Linked DNA regions of Homo sapiens: region 2 is linked to region 1. A link is a loop called in an ENCODE intact Hi-C map of the cell type or tissue named here. Cell type or tissue: A673. All regions are shown on one strand. Links, peaks and the distances in the headings refer to the core of each region. The heading gives the core; the rest is flanking DNA.

What was found. Hi-C counts contacts between places; a loop is a spot of excess contacts. Peaks named below come from ENCODE experiments on the same cell type or tissue, not always from the same donor. Only the 100,000 strongest peaks of a DNase experiment are listed, where the experiment ranks them.
Region 2: a loop joins it to region 1, with 9 times the contacts of the local background. A loop is called at or near these places in 11 of 110 quality-filtered maps.

Annotation. Positions count from the first base shown.
Region 1 is chr4:163,751,170-163,759,512 of GRCh38, forward strand. All of the region lies in intron 4 of MARCHF1 (membrane associated ring-CH-type finger 1), which reads right to left. Among named protein-coding and RNA genes, the nearest start is that of TMA16, 260 kb to the left of the region's middle. In A673, for the core only: CTCF peaks have their summits at 4,088 (motif pointing left) and 7,023; a DNase peak (open chromatin) is centred at 4,072.
Region 2 is chr4:164,008,578-164,016,920 of GRCh38, forward strand. The region is part of intron 2 of MARCHF1 (membrane associated ring-CH-type finger 1); the gene reads right to left. Among named protein-coding and RNA genes, the nearest start is that of MARCHF1, 370 kb to the right of the region's middle. In A673, for the core only: CTCF peaks have their summits at 4,269 (motif pointing left) and 4,471; DNase peaks (open chromatin) are centred at 3,534 and 4,254; H3K27ac peaks cover 839 bases.

The DNA.
Region 1 (8,343 bases), core at 265-8,264:
TGTGTTTGAGACAGAGTCCCTCTATATTGGCCATGTTGGAGAGTGCAGTAACTACAGGTGTGATCATAGCTCATTATAGCCTCAAACTCCTGGCCTCAAGCAAATCTCCTGCCTTAGTATCCCGAGTAGCTGGGACTACGGGCATGTGTCACTGTGCTAGGCTTTATTACCATTTCTATGTAACATCGTCCTGGAGTCTAAGCTATGCAATAATACATGAAAAAAATAAATAAAAGGCATAAGGATTGGATAGGAAGGGAATCAAACCACCATTTTTTTTAATATGTAGAGAATGCAAGTTTATATAGAAAAAAAGATTATGTAGGAAAATTAATATAATTAATTTTAAAAGATTTAGAAGGTTTATGCATACAAAATCAAAATACTGTAATAAAACACAATTTTATACATTACCAAAAATTATAATATATGACCTAGAAAACATTAAACAAGAACTTAATGAAAAAATTATAAAAATGGACTTGTGAAGTTTTATTGAAAGACAGTAAAGACAGACTTAAACAGAGAAATGCACTTAACATTCCTGACTGAAAGACACAATATTGAAGGATGTCACTTCTCCTCAAGTAGGTATTTAATGTATTTCCAATAAAATATCCCAACACACATGTGCACGTGTGTGTGTGTGTGTGTGTGTGATGAGGAAATTCCCCAGCTGTTTGCAGGATGTATATGGAAGAAATAAAGACAAAGAAGAGTCAAGGCCATCTTAAAGAAGAGAAACTAGATGGGAGGACTTGCCTTACTGGATAGCGATAACTCTCTTCCAACAGTAGTAATTAAAGTTAGGTGAAATGTGCACAATATAAAAAAATTTCCTTTGGAAGTGAATAGGTAGATGATAAATATCTGGACACATGATGGAAATAACTCATAATAGGGACTTATAACTCATAGTGGAATTTTTCTGTGAAGACGGCTGTAATAATGTGTCATCTATTTAGAAAAAAATTCAGCATTGGACTGCTATCTTATACGACATCCAAAAATCAATCCAAAGTAAATGCAACACCTAAATGCAATAGAAAACAAGTATAAAATGTTTAGAAGGCAACATAAGAAAATAATTTCATGATTCTAAATGGGAAAGGTTTTTTAAAATTAACTTACAATTGTGAAACCTGTGGAGAAAAGAGTTCAACTTGGATGACATTATTCTAATCATTTCTGTTGAACAAAAGATATCACAACGACACCATAGGAAGGCAGTGTGGTATACAACACAAGCACATAGATTCTGAAGCCAGCCTACTTGGCTTTAATTTTTCATTTCACTGTTTAGTAGTTGTGTGACTTTAGCCTCAGTTTCTTTGTTTTCAGGCATTTTTAAAAATTGTGATAAGTGCTATATAAGCTTTAAGCATTATTATTATAAAAAGAAGAGACAAGTCACAAATAGATACAGTGTTTGTAGAATATATAACCAACATAGGATTAGTATACAGGATATTCATAATTACTCCTAGAATTTTCTGAATGACAAAAGCACTGTGTGGAAAAATTGGCAAAATAGTCTAAATAGGTAATCAAAGAAGAAAAATCACAAATGTTTGATAAATGTTTGAAGCTATTCAACTTCATTTGTTATTATAAAATAGAATCCAAATTCATAGCTGTCATCCTATTCCCACTATGTTGTTGAAAACTAGAGTTCGACAACATCAAATCTTGGCAAGAATGCATTGCTATCACTAGTACCCTGCTAGGGAAAATTTAAATTTTTACAACTACTTTGCAAAATAAATTTTCATTGCCAGTAACACTGAAGGTATGCACACTTAATGGCAATTTTCTTCAACAGAATGGTATATGAGGCTTTGTTACCATGTATTCTTTTGAACACACACATATACCCATATTTCATGGATATTCTTCTGCATCTACTCGTTATTTAATAAAATAACAAAATAAAATAACAAAATAAAATAAAATGACTTATTTGAACTAGATGATCCCTTAGGTTTCTTTCTGGATTAGGATACTATGAGGTTTTAAAAATTTCAAATTTAGCATTTTAGTTATTTAATGTTCCAGGAAATGCCTTTTCCTGAACCTACGATTGCTTTTTTTTCTATTATTATTATTATTTTTGCTTCATGAAGAATATTTTATGAAAAAAGACTACTCCAAATGGTTTTACTGTAAGGAACAATTAATAAAGATAATGAATATGTATTTTAAACAATGTTAAAAGTACTATTATGCCCAATTTTAGTGTCTGCTTTTTGAAGAACAATGTGCTATTTATTCTCTCTTTTTTCTATTTTTTTAATCACCACAGCTCCATTGTCATGGAAAGTTGTCTGTAGGAGAGAAGATATTGTCATAAATAGCCTGAGAAACCTGGGATGGGGGGTGAGAGAAAGCCTAGACAAGACCAAACCCTTAAACTCTGAGCCTTACTAGTTCATTAATATCATGGCTGGACCTAAAGACGGGAGCTGAAAGAAGTATTTCTATTAGGGTCCCTGTAAGAAAAAGTAACACTGTTTTAATATTCAAAAGAATATTTGTGACAATAGACAAAGAGCAAGCAAGGTAGTTTTCTTCTTATTCTACTATAGTTACAACACACCAAGACTCTAGAGAAGGCAATGTTGTTAGGATGGGTGTTTGCTGGCTTGGGAACACTGAGCAATATCACCTTTGGCATAAACACTGGCATTATTGTGTCAATTCCAGAATGAACAGCAATAGCGGCAGAAGAGCAGACATCACTTAGGGGACCTGGAGCAGAGGAAAAGATTGTTTGTGAGCAAACAAGAGATACCTCAAAGGACTACCAGAAATAACTAAATGTTTCAGTTCAGTAAGACTCTTGGTTGCAAGGGATGAAAAAGAATTCATTGACTCATGACTGAAAGGCCCAGTGTTGGGTTGCTTTTGGAAGGTCAACATTGTTATCAGGAATAGATGGCCCTCCTTGTTGCTAAGCTTTGTTCTCTTCCATGTGTGATTTCATTCTTAGATCCCAGATAGCTGCAATAGCTCCAAACTTATATTACTCTTGGTTCAAGCCGAGCAAGAACAAAAGCTTTCCTCTATCCCTATAAGCCAAAATCTCCACTCTTATTGGATTATATTTGTGTTGTGGGCATCAGACCTTCAGCTAGAAGGGGCTTCTCCCCTTTCAGATCACTTGAACCAATAATGGAAGAGGAGTTTATTCAAAATGAAATCTGTAGCTATTACTGGAAGATAATAGAATAAAAATTGGAAGTGAAAACAACAAATACCTATTACATAGGGTGAAATTTGCAAGAATAGACATCCTGGATTCTTCAGATGGGATCATATGTCAGTGAATAAATTAGTTATTACTGATAATATGACCTCCGTAATAATGAAAAGCTGATAAGATGTAGATTACTCAGATTACTGGTTGCATTCTAGAGATTTGTTGGGGAGAAAGTTAAATCAATCTTTTTTTGCACCATCCATTCTTCCCATCACCTAAATCCAAGACCACGCTAAGCCTCAACACCTAAAATTCCACAATTAAAATTTTATTGATTTGATTTAAACCTGTTAAAGACTCTTTTTTTTTTAGATAAAGTGCAAAAATATCACTTTACACTTACACAGGAAAAAGAGTTCAAAAGCATTGAGATTAGGTTTTAATAACAGAAGGACAGACAAAGTAAGTTAAAACACGGGACCCTGAAGGCAAATAGAAAAGGAAGCAGTCTTGAGGGGAGAATGAAGAGGGGAGAAGGAAGCAGAAAGGAGACGGCAAAGATTCAACGGATGAACTGCAATTTTGCCCCTAGTCTCACTATCCATTTAAGTTTTAGACTAATGATTTTCCTAGGGATGATTTTGCCCCCAAGGGGACATTCGGCAATGTCTGAAGACATTTTTAGTTTTCCTATCTTAGTAGGGGTGTGGTGGTGGTGCCACCTAGTTGGCAGAGGCAGGAGATACTGCTAAGTATCTACAATGCAAAGATAGCCCCTCACAGCAAATAATTATCTTGTCCAGTATGTCAATAGTGTTGCTGTTAAGAAAGGTACAGACATTTCTCAAACCGTTTAGATGTATTCTAAATTCCAAGCCAATAAAATATGTACAGGGAGATTGCTGCCCCCTACTGATTAGCTTATAGCACACAGGAAGTCGTATACCACAGCTAATAAACTTTTTGTCCTTCTTTTTAAAGTACACCACATCATGAGGCTGGTGATGGAGATTTCTCATAGCAGGTAAAGCCTACTCTGCCAGCCTACCTAAAATATTATAGTTGGCAAACATCAACTTAAGAGATGTTGCATGTTGAATCCCTAATAATACCAGGGCTCTTAGTTTTCTCTGTAAATTTAATTTCAAACTTAACCCCAGCAGTGAAGACAACTGTCTTGTTGGGTATGACACTAACATTTTGGACAGATCATGCAGGAAAAGATAAAAAGTAAACCAAAGGGCAAAGATCCCTTTTTTTTTTTTTTCCTGAAGGAAAAAGATCCAAAGTTGAACCTTGAACTACTGGACATCTGAAAAGAAAAAGAAGATCACCAAAATAAGTATGGAAGCCATGCTGTATTTTTGTTATAATAACAGAGACAGCAAAGAATATAAATTTTTGACAGAAAACTGAGCAAGCTCAATAACACTGGTGCTAAATGAGAGATCCCCTGGAACATATAGACAACTATGTAAAGGTGTACATGAACTTTGTCTTCCTAGGGAAGTAAGCGATATTACCAATGTTGAATTATCAGTTGAACTCAAATTACTGGGCTTTACCTACAATTCACAGATATACTGGTGCCAATCTCACCCCCTCTAATAAGCAGTGAAATATATTTTATTCTATTATATAATTTGACCTTGCCCTGTGTATGCAGCAATTGCCTAAGCTTTCTAAATGCTTGTCATTTTAAGGATATTTGTGACTTTTTCAAAGCAACTCAAATACTACTTAACAGACATAGTAACTTTGATACTTTCACATACAGTTTCTGTTTAGACCATCACAGAAGCCCACGTACAAGGTTGAACATTGAGACACAAAGTAGAAAAATACTTTGTCCAAAGTTATAGAGCTGGAGCCAGAATGTAATCCTATTTGTTTAATTCTTACTCCAGGGCACTATCTACTACACCAGTATAGAGAGATCATGGGTACAGAAGGAAGTCAGTTAAGAAAATGAGCAGAAGGCCAGGCATGGTGGCTCATGCCTGTAATCCCAGCACTTTGGGAGGCCGAGGTGGGTGGATCACAAGGTCAGGAGATCGAGACTATCCTGGCCAACACGGTGAAACCCTGTCTCTATTAAAAAAAAAATACAAATTATTAGCTGGGCGTGGTGGCACGTGCCTGTAGTCCCAGCTACTAGGGATGCTGAGGCAGGAGAATCACTTGAACCAGGAGGCAGAGGTTGCAGTGAGCCGAGATAGCGCCACTGTACTCCAGCCTGGGCGACAGAGCGAGACTCTGTCTCAAAAAAAAAAAAAAAAAAAAAAAAAAGGAAAAGACAAAGAAAATGAGCAGGAGAAAAACAATATTTGGGACTCTAATTCTCTAACTTTCATGTGTTCTGAGAATAATAAAGTAAAATTTGAATGAAATGTTTTATATTCAGGTGTCTAGTATAAGCATCCTGTTTATATTCAGATTCCTAAAGTAAATTTGTTTAGAATTCTGATATTTTGTGATATGTCTAAAGAAAAAGCAGAAATATCTCAAATGAAAGAAAGCCAGGATATGAGAAAAAAAAGAAATGGATATATTTTTTCAAAAGGCTTTAAATTTATTTCTTCAGAAACTAATTGGCCATACACAAGAGGATGGAGAAGAAATGGGCTGCCCATCTTTGTTGTATTGAAGACTTACATGGATTTAAGAATCACACTAAAAATGAAAATGGAAATTGAAATATTTTTTCCTTAAACTCAACTTTTCCTACATCAAAATCTTTGTTAAATCAGTAACGTTTGCAAAGTTTAGTCCCTGGGGAGAAGATCATTGTGTAAACTGGCAAACACAAACTCATTCTCAACATTCTTTCTGGAATTAGAGAGATCATATGTGTGCAACCTTGAGTTTCCATGGTTGCTTCTCCCATGTCCTGGCATTCTGTTGGTGTCTCCATGTGAAGAGACTTGAAGAACCGTGAAACTAGGAAAAAACCAGGGACCTCACCCAAACACTAAATTGTGTTAGTGTACAGTTACTGCCAATGAATTTCTGAATAAACCTCAGGGAAAATGTGGACATCCTGAACATTAGCAATACTGATTGGGCTACATCCAGCTTGTTATTCAGATCCTCTGCCCATCCCTATTTTGAGTCTGTAATAATGATGTCATTTTTTATATCCTAAGGATGCCTGTTTAGGGAAAGCTGAAGAGAATATTGCCTAAGAAGATAAGTAATTTTTTTGTTTGTTGCTAATAAGCTCAGGAACAGCAAACATGGAAAAGAAAAATAGTTCTTTGAAAAAAAATAGAAACACCATAGAAACACAAAACTAGTCCAATCTTGCCTTCATAGCTTGAGAAGCAACTATTACAAATGAATTTAAGGGTTCTGTTGACCTATCTGATCGTAAATTTTTAAGAATTTATTTCATATTTGTTTGACTAAATGGCCTTTGAATTAAATAGCCATTTTGGCTTCAAGACAAAAGAATGGTTGAGTTACGCTAAGGACTGGAGCATTAGCATGCCTCACTGTGCTAAGATGTCATTCGTTCACAGGGAGCTTGAGTCCAGCCTATTAATAGGGTCAAAATGATATTTCAGAGTAATCATTTCCGTGTAAAAGTTAATTTCATGATTTAATTTTTCTGTTTACGTATAGTAAAAAAATGCATGATGAGATTTTTAGAGATGGAAATAAAATACCAGTTATTAAAGCTAGAAGTTTTATTCATTTTTTAATCCAGTAGTTTCCTTTTCTACCTGTTTTCTTTTTCATTATTTTTCTCTTTCTAGAATATTTTAATTCCAAAACAAATATTTTCATAGTCAGATTTCCTGGGCCAGTCACTTGGCTGAGGGATGAGGGAGTCTGGAAGGCAGAAGGCCCCAGCTGGGGGTGCCATTGCTTCTGTCTTGATAATTCCAAAAAGTTACATTCAGACAAGACAGCTGGACCGGGCTGGGCTGGAGACACAGTGATTTCCAATCTCACATCTTAGGTGCTTCAGGGGAAGACCAAGACAATGTGAGTGGGGTCCAGTCTCCACATCCCAGATCCAGTTCAACCAAGGACATTCCACTATTGTCAGCTTTAAGAACTAGACTGTCGTATGTGATATTTTATTTAAAAAGGGGGCTAAGGTATTAATTAAAATTCAAAAAAAATTCCTCATTTCTCTGATAAATAAACTGAGATCCTGAGTGTTTAGCTGTCTTTTCCATGGTTACCCACAGTGCTATAAAAAGAATCCCAATTTCCCTGAAGGACAGAAGCCTAAATTGCAATTACAATTCAGTCAGTGAACATTTCATGCCTAGGTTAATACACATGTTGTAACTTTTATGAGTAAAGATGAAATGAATAATGAAATGCTGTCCACCTTGACACCTTGAAAGATACACTGAATAACGTGGGCTTGGTTCTGACCTCCTAAAATGCCTGCCTTGTATTTTCTCACAGCCTAAAACTTTTCAGACAGATGCCTCTTGTTTTTTTCTTTGATATTGAACATATTATTGTAACTCAATAACTGATAATATAAACATTTTGCAAATTGATATTCACTTATGAAATTTGGAATAAGCAAATAAAAGGTTTTTAAATATTAGGAAAGGCTTCTTATTACTAGTATTATTAGTTACTAGAGTTCTAGATACTAGAGTTCCCGTTATATCTTGAAAAGAACTGAAGCATCAAAGTAATAAGTTTTATAATATAAAGTTTCATTCTTTCTATGTATTTTCAATTATCTTTTAGAGCTCATTAATATTCACTTTTTTTTTTCCTACATAAGGATAAATTATTCATGCTGGTTTCTTTTTCAGTGTGTAAGGGTTTGGAAAGTAGAGACCTTTTTTTTTTAATGGTATATTGGTTTATTAATGTATGGAAGCTTAAATTCAGAAGCCATGTGACTCTTTTGGAAGTCAATAACATAATACACACATACCAATTATTATTTTATTGTAAAAATATTTCCTTTAACTTAATCTTCCAAAAGGTACATGATAATGTGCCTTAGATATATTCAATACTGGTTTATAAGCTTTTTTTTCATTTGGTCAATAAATGATTAAGAGCATTTTAAGGTTAATGATCTCATGATGTGATCAATCATTGTAAGTTACAATCTGCCACCAGGGCTTCTCATTTTGCTGAAAGAAAATGATTTCTTGATA
Region 2 (8,343 bases), core at 301-8,300, 260 kb after region 1:
TTAGGCAAAAATACAAGTCTGAACAAATAAAAAAAAGGCAGAAATCATGTCAACTATCTTTTCTGACCACAATGGAATAAAACTAGAAATCAATAATAAGAGGAACTCAGGCAATAGACAAACACATAAAATTTAAACAACATACTTCTGAAGAACCAGTGAGTCAATTGAGAAGTTAAGAAGTACATTTAAACATTTCTTGAAACAAATGAAAAGGAATATAACATACCAAAATATATGGGATATGGCAAAAACAGTAAGAAGAGAGATTATAGCAAGAAACACCTATATCAAAAAAGTTGAAAGACTTCAAATAAACAACCTAATAATGCACCTCAAGGAATAAAAAACCCAATTAGTAGAAGGAAAGAAGTAATACATATTCTTTAGAGCAGAAATAAATGAAATTGAGACCAAAAAGTACAAACACCAAATGAAACATAAACACGGTGTTTGGAAAAAATTAAAAAATTGGTGAGCCTTCAGCTAGACTAAGAATAAAGGATAGAAGACCCAAATAAATAATATCAAAAACATAAAAGAATATGTAAAAACTGAGACCTCAGTAATACAAAGAATCATTAGATACTATTATGAGCAACTACACACCAATAACTTAGAAAACCTAAAATAAATTCCTGTACACATACAACTACGAAGATTGAACCCTGAAAAAAGAGAAAACCTCAAAAAATCAATTAAGAAATAATCAAATTGAGCCATAATAACAAGTCTCTCATTAAATAAAAGTCCAGGACCTGATAAGTTCCCTGCTGAATTTTACCAAGCATTTAAAAAAGTAATGCAAATTCTACTCAAACTCTTTTACAAATTAAAGAGGAGGAAATACTTCTAAGCTCGTCTCACAAGGACAACATTACCCTGACACCAAAAGCAGATGAAGATACAATAAAGAAATAAAACTAAGGGTCAATATCATTGATTAACCTAGATGCAAAGTTCTCAACAAAATACTACCAAACTGAAATCAACAACATGTTAAAAAATCATTCACCATGATCAAGTGGGATTCATCCAGAAATGCAAGGATGGTTTAACTTATACAAATCCATAAACATGATACATCACATTAACAGAATCAAGAAAAATCTAACCATGTGATTATTGCAATAGATGCTGAAAAGCATTTGACAAAATTCAACATCCCTTAATGGTAAAGAAAAAAAAAGCTCTCATTCAATGGGTACAGAAGGAATATATCTCAAAATAAAAAAGTCCATATATAACAGCTACCATCATACTGAATGGAGAAAAACTGAAAGACTTCCTTTTAAGGTTTGGAAAAATACAAGGATGCCTACCTTTACCACTTCTAGTCAACAAATATTGAAAGTACTGGACAGAGCAATTAGGCAAGAGAAAAAGATAATGAACATCTGAATTAGAAAAAAAGAAGTCAAATTATCCTTGTTTGAGTATATTATTTTAGCTTTAGAAAAACCTAAAGACTCCATCAAAAAACTCTTTTTTTTTTTTTTTTTTTTTTTAGGCGGAGTCTCATTCTGCCATGCAGGCTGGACTGCAGTGGCGCAATCTCGGCTCACTGCAACCTCTGCCTCCCAGGTTCAAGCGATTCTCCTGCCTCAGCCTCCCAAGTAGCTGGGACTACAGGAGCATGCCACCACGCTCAGCGTTTTTTTTTGTTGTTGTTTTTTGGTTTTTTTTTTTTTCTGTATTTTTAGTAGAGATGGGGTTTCACCATGTTAGCCAGGATGGTCTCAATCTCTTGACCTCGTGATCTGCCAGCCTCGGCCTCCCAAAGTGCTGGGATTACAGGAGTGAGCCACTGTGCCCGGCCAAAAACTCTTAAAACTAATAAACAAATTCAGTAAAGTTGCAGTATACAAAATAAACAATAAAATCAGAAACATTTCTATATTGCAGTGGCAATCAATCAGGAAAAGATACATATATCCCATTTATATTACCTACAGACAAAATAAAATACCTAGAAATAAACTTAAAGAAATGAAAGACCTATACAAGGTAAATTATAAAACATTAATGAAAGAAACTTAAGACACAAAAATATGAAAAGATATTTCATGCTCATGATTTAGAAGAATTAATATTTTTAAAATGATAATACTACCCAAAGCAATCTACAGATTAAATGCAATCCCCATCAGAATACCAATGTTATCATTCACAGAAATAGAAAAAAAATCTTAAAATTTATATCAAGCACAAAAGACACCAAATAGCCAAAGCAATCCAGAGCAAAAATAACAAACTTGGAAACATCATAGTATCTGCCTTCAAAATTTACTACAAAGCTGTAGTAACCACAGCATGATACTGGCATAAAAACAGACACATAGACCAATAGAACAGAATGGAAAACCCAGATATAAATCCACAAATTTACAGCCAACTCATTTTTAACAAAGTTGCCAAAAATATGCAATGGTGAAAGCAAAGTCTCTTCAATAAATGATGCTAATAAAAACCTGGATAATGACATTCAGGAAAATAAAACTAGACCCCTATTCTCGAACCACGCCCCAAATTCAAATAAAAATGGATGGAAGATTTAAATCTAAAACCTGAAACTATGAAGCTACTAGAAAAAAAAATCTTTGGGAACAGACTCCTGGACATTGGTGTGGGCAAAGATATTTTGTGTAAGACCTCGAAAGCACAGGCAATAGAACCAAAAATTGACAAATGAGATCATATCAAGCTAAAAAGCTTCTGCACAGCAAAGGATACAATCAACAAACTGAAGAGACAACCCGCAGATGTTAAGAAAATGTTTGCAAACTGTATACCTGACAAGTTGTTAATAACCATAATATAATGAAAAGCTCAGACAACTCAACAGACAAAAAAGTAACTCAATTAAAAACTGGGCAAAAGATCTGAACACACATTTCTGCAAAAGAAACATATACATGGCCAATAGGTATATTTAAAAAAGCTCAACATCAATAACCATCAGAGAAACACAAGTGAGAACGAAAATGAGATACAAATATCATCTCATCCCAGTTACAATGGCTTATATCAAAGAAACAGTTAATAACAGATGCTGGCAAGATGTGGGGAATGGAAAACACTTATACACTGTTGGTGAGAATGTAAATTAGTACAGCTATTACAGAGTCAGTATGAAGGTTCCCCCAAAAAACTAAGAATAGCACCTTCAATAGGAATCAAAAAGTCATGTGAGGTATCACAGTACCTGGTTTGAACATAATATCGAGGAAAGAGGTATTGAAGAGAGTAGGTAAGACACTCTTGCATTGCCTACACCTCACCTACCCTAACTCCAGGCAGCACAGATGGGGAGGAAATGTGTTTTGTGGGGAGGGAGAGCAAAGTGAGTGTGGAGCACTATATTGGAACTCACTTCTGCCTTGTCACAGCAGAACACAGCACAGGGCAGAATTCTGAGAGTGCTCACGGAGGGAGCACATCTAGACCAGCCCTGGGCCAGAGGGAAATTTCTTACACCAGCAGGAAAAACCTCAGTCGTAGCTAGCTTCACCACTAGCTGACGAAATTGGCCTGGGTCCCAGAATAAATTTAAGTGGCAGTCAGGACACAAGGATCACAGTCCTAGGGCAAGTCCTGTTGCTGCACTGGTTTTGTAGGCAGGGAACTTGGGGTGCAACACCAACTGTGGTGTCCAAATGAATGCCAGTGTCACCCCTCCTACAACTCCAGGCACTGTAGCCTCAGTAAAGATTCCTTCTGCTTGACAGAAGGTGAGTACAGAAGACTGTATCTTGCAACTTGGGTGCCACCTGAGCCTAAGTAAAATGAAGCATCAGGAAGATTCCTGAAACCCCAGATTCCAGGTCTTTGCTCCTGGATGGTGCTTATAGATCTACCTTTGGTCAGAAGGGATTCCATTGCCTTGATAAGAAGGACCCAGCTGAATTAACCAACTGCTGACTAAAGTGGTCTTGGGCTTTGAGTAAATAGCAGCAGCAGCAGCAGCCAGGCAATTGTGGCCACAGGCTTTGGGTGAGTCCCAGTATTTTGCTGCTCTGTAAAAATTTGGATGTGACCCTGAACAGTGCCAGCTATGGTGGATATGAGAGTGTCCACATCACCCCTTTCCCCAATTTCAGATAGCCCAGGGCCAAGAGAGACTCCTTTTGATTGGGGAAAAGAAAGTGAGAGACTTTGCCTGGTGACCCAGGGAATTCTCCCTTATCTTACCCAAGTTCACCAAGGCAGTGTCTATAGGAGGCGACAGGATTTGCACCATTCCTGAGCTTATGGAGCCCCCTAGTGCGAAACAGTTGCCGTGACCACAGGCTTTGGTCACAATACTCACTCCCCTTGGAATTTGTAAAAAGCCCTCTCAAGGGTGCATATAAACAAGCCCAGACTGTGAAGATTAGTTTAAATATATAAGTCTTCCATGCCCAGACATCAGTGAATGCCCTCAAGCACCAAGAACACTCAGGAAAACATGACCTCACCAAACACACAAAAGAAGGCACTAGCAACCAATACTGAAGTGATGGAGATATGTGATCTTTCAGACAGGGGATTCAAAATTGTTGTATTGAGGAAGTTCAATAAATTTCAAGATAACACAAAGAAGGAATTAAAAATTCTATCACAAAAATTTAACAAAGTGATTGAAATCATTAAAAAACTCAAGCAGGCATTCTGGAGCTTAGAAATACAATTGAGAAACATAAAAATGCATCAGAGTTGCTCAACTGCAGCACTGATCAAGCAAGAAAGAATTAATGAGCTCAAAGATAGGTTATATCAATATACACAATTAGAGGAGAAAAAAGAAAAAAGGATAGAAGGAGAATAAAGAATGCCTAAAAAAATCTAGAAAATAGCCTCAAAAGGACAAATATAGGCGTTATTGGCCTTAAGGAGGATGGAAAGAGAAAGTTTATTCAAAGAAATAATAACAGAAAATCTTCAAAAACTTGGGAAAGATATGAGTAGCCAAGTACAAGAAGATTTTAAAAATCCAATAAATTTAACCCAAATAAGACTACCTCAAGGCATGTAATAAACTCTCAAAGGTCAAGGATACAGAAAGGATCCTAAAAGCAGCAAGAGAAAAGAAGCAAATAACATATAAAGGAGTTCTGATGTTTCTAGCAGCAGCAACTGTGCAGGTCACAAGGAAGTGAGATGACGAAGTCAAAGTGCTGATGGAAAAAAAAATCTTTCAACCTAGAATATTACATTAATCAAAGTTATCCTTCAAACACAAACTAGAAATAAAGACTTTCCTATACAAACAAAAGCTGAGGAATTTCTCAACACCAGACTTGCCTTAAAAGACATGCTAAAGGGAGTCCGGGTGTGGTGGCTCACACCTGTAATCCCAGCACTTTGGGAGGCCAAGGCAGGTGGATCAGGATGCAGGTGGATCATGATGCAGGTGGATCAAGAGATCAAAACCATCCTGGTCAAAATGGTGAAACCCCATCTCTACTAAAAATACCAAAAAAAAATTAACTGGGCATGGTGATGCACCTCTGTACTCCCAGCTACTTGGGAGGCTGAGGCAGGAGAATTGTTTGAACCCAGGAGGCAGAGGTTGCAGTGACCCGAGATCGCATCACTGCACTCCAGCCTGGAGACAGAGTGAGACTGCATCTCAAAAAAAAAAAAAAAGTAAAGAGAGAAAGCAGAAAGTCAAAAAAATGAGGACAGGGTGGAATAAAAAAGTGTAGAGGTTTTTAGTTTTCTCTTTGTTTGCTTTTTTCCCTTTCTTTGTAATTAGAGTTAAGCTGTTATCGGTTCAAACTAATTTGTATAAAATGTTATTTGCAAGCCTTATGGTAACCATAAAACAAAAACTTATAATAGATACATAAAAATAGAAAGCAAGAAATAACAACATATTACAGGAGAAAAACACTTTTACATAAAAGAAGACAGGAAGGAAGGAAGAGAGGAACACCCAAACAACCACAAAACAGATAACAGAATGGCAGTAGAAAGTCTTTACCTATCAGTGATAACAATGAATGTAAATGGACAAAATTATTCAAAAGACATAGAGTGGTGGAATCAATAAAAAACAAGACTCAAATATATGATGCTTACAAGAAACTCACTTCACCTATAAAAACACATATAGATTGAAATTAAAAGAATGGAAAAATATATTCCATGGACATGTAAACTAAAAAGAGCAGGAGTAGCTATAATTACATCAGACAAAACATATTTCAAGAAAAAAACTGAAAATGGTCATTATATAATGATAAAGGGATTGATACAGCAAGTTAATATAACAATTATAAATATACATGTATCCAATGCTGGAGCACTCAGATATATAAAGCAAATATTATTAGAGCTAAAGAGAGAGAGAGATCTCAATACCATAATAGCTTGATACTTCAACACCCATTTTCAGCATTGGACAGACCATCTTGACAGAAAATCAACAAAGAGACATCAGACTTAAGATTTACTGCAGACCAAATGGACCTAATAGACATGATCTGATTTCAAATTATACTACAAAGCTGTAGTAAACATCAAGGTACTAGCATAAAAACAGATGCCTCAAACAATGGAACAGAATAGATAATACAGCTATAAATCTATCCATTATGGTTATCTCATTTTTTGACAAAGGTGCCAAGGACATACGATGGGTAAAGCACAGTATCTCCAATAAATAGTGCTAGAAAAACTGGATATCCATATGCAGAAAAATGAAACTAGACCCTTATCTCTCACCATGTATAAAAATCAAGTAAAAATGGATTAAGGACTTACAACTAAAAATTGTAACTATAAAACTACCAGAAGAAAACACTAGGGTAACACTCCAGGACATTGATGTGGGCAAACATTTGTTGAGTAACACCTTAAAAACACAGCCAACTAAATCAGAAATAGACAAATGAGATCACATCAAGCTAAAAAAGCTTCTGCACAGCAAATAAAGCAATTAACAAACTGAAAAGACAGCATACAGAATGTGAGAAAGTGTTTGTAAACTTCCAATCTAACAAGGGATTAACATCCAGAATAGATAAGGATCTCAAACAACTCAATAGCAAAACAAACAATACAAATAATCTTACTTAAAAATGGACAAAAGATCTGAAAAGATATTTCTGCAAAGAAGACACACAAATGGCCAATAGTATATGAAAAAAAAAATGCCCAGCATCACTAATTATCAGAGAAATGCATGACAGTGAGATATTATTTCATCCCAGTTAAAATGGCTTATATCCGAAAGACAAGCAATAACAAATGCGGAGAAAGAGGAGCCCTTTATACGCTGTTGGTAAAAATGTAAGTTACCAACATACAGCAACTATGGAAAACAGTATAAGTTTCCCCAAAAAAAAAAAAAACTAAAAACAGAACTACCATGTGATCCAACAATCCCACTGCTGGGTCTATGTTCATAAGAAAGGCAATCAATATATCGAAAATATATTTGCACTCCCATGTATTACAGGAGTACCCACAACAGCTAAGATATGGAATCAACCTCAGTATCCATTAATGGATGAATGGACAAAGAAAATATTATACATATTGTATTAGTCTGTTTTCAGACTGCTATAAAGAACTTCCCTGAGACTGGGTAATTTATAAAGTAAAGAGGTTTAATTGACTCAGTTCCATATGGCTGGGGAGGCCTCAGGAAACTTACAATTATGGCAGAAAGGGAAGCAGGCACATCTTACATGCAGCAGGCAAGGAGTGTGTGAAGGAAGCGAAGGGGGAAGAGCCCCTTATAAAGCCATCAGATCTCATGAGAACTCACTATCACAAGAAGAGCATGGGGGAAACTGCCCCCATGATCGATCCAATCATCTCACACTAGGTCTCTCCCTCAACACTTGGGGATTGCAATACAAGATGAGATTTGGGTGGGGACACAAAACCTAACCATATCACATATACACAATGGAACATTATTAAGCCATAAAAAAGAATGCAATAAAATGGATGGAACTGGAGGGCATTTTAAGTGAAATAAGCCAGGAAGAGAAAGACAAATATCACACGTGTTCACTAATATGTAGGAGCTAAAGAAAAATAACTCATGGAGATAAGGAGTACAATGATGGTAACTAGAGGCTGGGAAGGATGCTGTGGAGGGGAGAATAAAGACAGGATGGTTAATGGGTACAAAAATACAGTTAGATAGAATGAATAAGATCTAATGCTCAGTAGCACAATAGGGAAACTATAGCTAACAATAATTTATTGTATATTTCAAAATAAAAGAGCGGAATTGGAATGTTTCAAACACAAAGAAATGATAAATAATTGTGATAGATATCCCATTTACCCTAATTTGATCATTATACATAGTATGCTTATATCAAAACATCACATGTACCCTAT